2 separate regions of the Homo sapiens genome follow, and region 1 is linked to region 2. Evidence: chromatin loops called from intact Hi-C (ENCODE). Cell type or tissue: ovary. All regions are shown on one strand. Links, peaks and the distances in the headings refer to the core of each region. The heading gives the core; the rest is flanking DNA.

What was found. Peaks named below come from ENCODE experiments on the same cell type or tissue, not always from the same donor. Only the 100,000 strongest peaks of a DNase experiment are listed, where the experiment ranks them.
Region 1: it touches region 2 in a loop (6-fold over the local background); 16 of 110 quality-filtered maps call a loop at or near these places.

The regions. Positions count from the first base shown.
Region 1 is chr2:119,640,413-119,643,326 of GRCh38, reverse strand. All of the region lies in intron 21 of CFAP221 (cilia and flagella associated protein 221), which reads right to left. Among named protein-coding and RNA genes, the nearest start is that of TMEM177, 37 kb to the left of the region's middle. In ovary, for the core only: a CTCF peak has its summit at 1,550 (motif pointing left); a DNase peak (open chromatin) is centred at 1,566.
Region 2 is chr2:120,679,167-120,682,080 of GRCh38, reverse strand. No RefSeq gene overlaps it. Among named protein-coding and RNA genes, the nearest start is that of GLI2, 55 kb to the left of the region's middle. In ovary, for the core only: a CTCF peak has its summit at 1,618 (motif pointing right); a DNase peak (open chromatin) is centred at 1,640.

The DNA of each region.
Region 1 (2,914 bases), core at 239-2,738, 1.0 Mb after region 2:
TCGATTATTACGAATACAAAAATGACTTGGAATAAATAAACACTAACTATATTGCATGGTTTAACAACAAACAGTTGTCAGGGGCAAAAGATACAAGGCAAACCTCGTAAGTAATAGGAGCTAATTTATTCAAGCAAAATGGCTGCAAAGTTGGAATATCATTAATGGATTTATAGGAAGTTGCTATGGACTGAATTTTGTGTTCTCCCCAAATTCACGTTGAAACATAACTCCCAGGCCAGGTGCAGTGGCTCACACCTGTAATCCCAACACTTTGGGAGGCCGAGGTGGGAGGATCACTTGAGGCCAGGAGTTTGAGATCAGCCCGGGCAACATAGCAAGACCCTATCCCTATTTACATTAAAAATAACAAGAACTTAACCCCCAATGTGATGGTATTTGGAGATGGAGCCTTTGGGAGGTGGGTTAGGTCATAGGGGTGGAGCCCTCATGAATAGGATTAGTGCCTATCAAAGAGGCCTGAGAAGCTGGGTGCAGTGGCTCCACTTCTGTAATCCCAGCACTTTGGGAGGCTGAGGTGGGAGGATTGCTTGAGGCCAGGAGTTCAACACCAGCCTGGGCAATGTAGCAAAACCATATCTCTACAATAAATAAATAAAATTGGCTGAGCATGATGATGCACACCTATAATCCCAGCTACTTGGGAGGTTGAGGAAGGATAATCAGTTGAGCCCAGGAGTTTGAAGCTGCAGTGAGCTATGATTATGCCACTGCACTCCAGCGTGGAAGATAGTGATATCTCATCTAAAAAAAAAAAAAAAAAAAAAAAAAAGGCCTGAGAGCTCCCTTCCCCTTTCTGCCATGTTTGGACACAGTGAGAAGACAACCATGTAGGAACCAGGAAGCTGGCCCTCACCAGACACCAAGTCTACTGGCACCTTGATCTCGGACTTCCCAGTCTCCAGAACTGAGAAATAAATTTCAGTTGTTCATAAATTACATCTATGGTATTTTATTATAGCTGCCCAAACGAACTAAGACAGAACTTAAAAAAGGAATTACACTTCTTATTTTGTACCTGTTTTCAGAAATAAAAACATGACCTAGAGTCTTACATCCCGTGGAAATCCATGCTAAGAAGATAGATACAGAATCCTCCCTTGATTTTATGAGCTGTTATGCAACTGCAGTTTATTTAGAAACAAACTGGCCCAACAAGAGCACTCAGGCACATAAGCTGAAAGTAACAACTCATGGTTCGAGAGTTTTCTTTAATTCATGGAGAGTTCATGTTTAATTCATGGTTATTCAAGCCCAAGGTAACTGCATTCTCACTGCTTGTTGAAAGAACAGCCTCGGGAGATTTTTTTCCAAGGACATTGCTTTGGAAAGAAAATAGGATGCTTTTTCTTGATTCTCAAGAACGGTACACGCTGACAACGGGTGGACATGGTCAGCGGGTCGCCACTTCTCACCATTCCTCATTTTTCTTATTCAGTGTGCTGACAGCACCCCAGACCCGGTTTACTGACTGCATAGGTCAGTTCTGAAGCATCCTCACCCCGCAGCAAAATGAGGCAGTCTGTCAATGTGGTGACGGACTATCGCCATCTGGTGGCGATGGAGTGACTGCGCCGCTTAGTGGGCGGGGAAGGAGGGTAGAAGTGAGAGAAGAGTTACTAAGCATGCACCAGGCATGATGCTAGATGCTTCACAAGATCATTGCACTTTTATCCTCACACACACACAAATGTGAGGATGCCATCACTGCCTCTCCCTCAGAGAGGAGGAGATTATTGCTCGAAGGGCTTCATTAGTACGTAGCTCGCCCAAGGACTGAACTGGTGATACATCCAGTGTACAATGGAGGCAGGTCTCTCCCATGCCAAAGCTTTCCTTCTCTCTTCCATGCCATTGTTCCCGCCAGTTCTGGAGATTTGACATTCTAGAAATATGCTAAAAATGTAGAACAAGGATGCTGGTTTTCAGATGGCAATAGGGTGGTTGAGGAAAGGATGAAGTATAATAATTGGAAAGAAGCATATTTTTGAGCTCTTGCCATGTCCCAAATCCTATGCTGGGTGCTTTTTGTTTACCGCATGCTAATCTTCAGGCAAAGGAGAGGAGTAGAGAAGCCCTAAGGAAGTGACCCCAAGGGGACGGCACATGGGAAAGCCTTGACGTAGATGACGTACAGCTGCATTTGGCTTAGTTCAGGAAGAGCTTACCAATGAAGCCCTTCAATGAAGATGATGAAGGAGGAAGTCAAATTCAGTGTTCTGGGGTCACAACCCAGATTCCAACTATCTCCTCAAATACCTGGGGAGGTGTGGGTGGATGTGGGTGGATGGGACGGCTGCACTTGTACACTACAAGTTGGGTGAGCTCTTGTACTCTTACTAAAATTAAAACATCAACGCTGAGAATGGCCTTTGCAACAAGTCCAATCCCCTTGTCTTACTGACAAGAGGACTGGGCCCAGAGAGTTGGCCAAGGGGCATGGCTGAGGTCACATGACTCCTGGAGGTCATGTAGCCTCCCTGGTGAGTTTCTGAGTCAGAGGATCCAGGTTACCCGAGTGGGAGCTGGGGTGTGTGTAAAGATCACCTACTGATCTTGGTTGGTGGCAGAGCTCAGGTTTCTTGGCCACTCTTGGAGCCATGCCAGGGCTCTGCCACCTTGGGGTGGGCCTCATTCTGGATCAGAGGATTGGAACTTTGTTTGACAGCTGATGATAATCATTTTGGGACACCAGTCACATCTGTTCACCAATCACTCACTTAGCTGTATTTATAAGGATAGTGAACTGAAGAAGCGAATTCAAGGGCTCAGGAGTCAGCGATTGGCCAGGCAGAGTCTAATGAAAAGGCACCAGGCTACTTCTTTGATATCTTATGGTTTTGAAGAGCTATTAAATAAGCAAATTAGCAAAAATGTAGTCACTCTAAGTTTC
Region 2 (2,914 bases), core at 246-2,745:
CCCAGCTAGTGAGCTTCCTGAGTCCTACAGAGGAGCAGCTCCTCTCTGCTGCTCAGGATGTGAGCAGGTGCTGCATGGGGTCAGCCAGGTCCTGAAGAGAGAGGGTGGAAGATTGTGAGATGTCCAAGATGGGTCTGGCTGGTGAGTGGAGCGTGGACCCAATCTCTCCTCCTGGGCAGTTCATGCAGGCTTGGGTGGGGCAGCCTGAGCTGTAGAGTGGGGTTGGCTGGTACCCGGGGCGCGCCTGCCTTCTCTCCTTTGGTGAGCAAGTGTACTCTCACTACCACAGGGAAAACCTCCCCTGGAGCCCTCTGAAAGCCACTGGCCATATCATCTATTTCTAATGAGGTATAATTGTGGACAGGAATGGGGGCCTTGAGGCTTATAAGGAAAGCACACTCCACATCTGGGCTTTGCAATTGGGGCCCACTTTTACTGGCTGTGCCCCTTGGGATAAGCCCAGCCCAACCCTCAATAGCTGGCAGTGACCCATTTGGCCGGCCCCTGGGCTGCTCCCCAACCCTCTCCTTGCTCTGTGCATCTGCAGAGGCCTGAATGCCCCCTCAAGGCACACTCCAGGCCCTGTTCAGGCAGACCAGACCCTACACTGAGCTGGCCCTGCTCCCATCCTGCCGAGCCTCCATTAATGCTGTTTGGTATGGAACCAGCTCCAAACAGACAGCAGCCCTCAGTTAAAAGTATGAACAAAGAAGGCACTAGACCAAGCACATCAGCCAGGGCTTGTGCTGGGCTGAGGATGGGTGCCCACTGACTCCAGGGAGCTCCTGCTGTGAGTTCAAGACTGCACTCGGTGGTGAGGGATATGTGAGGCAGGAACATGACTGAGAGGCAGCGGGAAGAAACAAGAGTCATCCATCATGAAACCTGTGCCCTCGTGCAGGAGCCGGCCTCCCGTGTGAAAACAGCACTGCTGACCATGGGTAGAAGAATCGGTGGTGGCTTCAGTTTATGACCACCCTCCAACAACCCAGTAATGGAGGGCATATTATTATTATTAATTTTACTATTATTTTTAGGGGTGAGGTCTCACTCTTGCCCTGGCTGAAGTGCAGTGGCGCAATCACAGCTCACTGCAGCCTCTTATTCCTGGGCTCAAGTGATCCTCCTGCCTCAGCCTCTCTAGTAGCTGGGACTACAGGTGTGCACGACCACAGCCAGCTAATATATTTGCTTTTTTAGCAACAGGGTCTCACTATATTGTCCAGCCTGGTCTCAAACTCCTTGGATCAAGTGATCCTCCCACCTCAGCATCATGAGTAGCTGGGATTACAGGTGTGAACCACTGTGCCCAGCTCAAGGGAAGGAATACTATTATGCCCATTTTCCAGATGAACAAGCAAGCTCATAGAATTTAAGTCGCTTGTCCAAGATCAATTATTAAGTAAGTAGCAGAGCTGGGATTTGAAATCAGGTTTGCCAGGCAGTAAAGGCTACTCATTTCCAAGCTGCTCCTGGCCAGTGGCCCATTGAACTCAAATGGGGACGGGGACACACACACACACACACACACACACACACACGCACATGCGCGCGCACACACACACACACACACACACACACGGGTTCAGGAGGAACAGTACTATGCATAATGACCACCAGGTGGCGCCCCAATGTCACAGTTGGGACACCTGACTCCACAGCAGTTCTTCCGAGAAGAAAATCGAGGGCCGGTCTGGAAGGAGGGGAGGGAGGCCCGGGACAGTGGGTTCTGTGCGTCTGACCTAGCCCTTGTCCAAGAGCCCAGGTGTGTTGGAGGCTTGAGTCAGGATGAACCCAGCATAGCAACAGACACCGAGTACAGGGGCTTCACCTGCAACGGTCTATGTTTCGGTTTCTTTCCCTGCCTTGTGCGTGTGGCAGGGAGCCCCAGGCTGGCCTGAGTTTCCTGGTCGGCTGTATGTCTGGTGTTTCTGGCTCAGTGCTGAGCCTACAAGGCCGCCTGCTTCATGGCAGGCATTTCACGGCACGATGCTGCCTCCTGCTTTCTAGTCTTTTAGAAAGCACACACGCAGGTGTGCCAGAGGGGGCACTTCGTGTATCTCCCAGAGCTGGACATGGATTCTATTTCTTGTGTCTGCTGCACCAGGACGCTGGGCCTGAGTGCATTCTGGTTCCCGCTGCTCACTGCCATGGGCTCTGTGGTTAGGGCCTTGGGTGATGCTTCAGAGTGTGAGGACTGTGAGGAGCGCACGTGCGTGTGTGAGCGCCTGGTCTTGGATGTCCTCAGAGGCATCCATGCATGAGTTCCACTGTGGCTGTGCCCACAGGCCCTTCAGGCCCCCAAATTCCCCTGCAGCTTCTCAGCCACCCTAGGAGCATGGGCAAGGAGAGCACGTGATGGCTCCCGTGCCCCTCGATGGCACAGGAATCTCCGCAGTGCCATGGTCATCTTCTGACACTCAGGCACTCCATGGGGCACAGGCTCAGTTCCCCTCTGCCCTCAGGTCCTGAAAGCCCATCTTGGGCTTTTCACCTTGGGATCCACCACATGCCTCCTCCTGTGGACCCTCCCTGTCTCTTCATTCTCCCCTCGGCCTGGGCACCCATGGTCCGGTCTGGGTAGGGTGGAGAGGCTGATGTTCTCCCGCTGCCCCTTCCCCAGCATGTTATCGCACCAGGTACGTGCTACCTCCTGCGACAGCAGATTTTTGGCGACGAAGACCAGGAAAGGCCAGCATTGTTGTTCTCCATGGTATGCACACATTTTTGGTGGTCCCAGCGACTTAAGGTGTGGATGGCTTTTGGGGGTGTCCAGGCATGCAGAGCATCCTGCAACACAGAGGAAGATCAGAACTACAAACAGCAGGCCTCCTCTGCACCCCCACCGGGAGCCGGCTGGGCCAGCAGGACACTCTCACGCTGCAGCGTTCCTCCCAGGGGAGGAAGAGGAAGC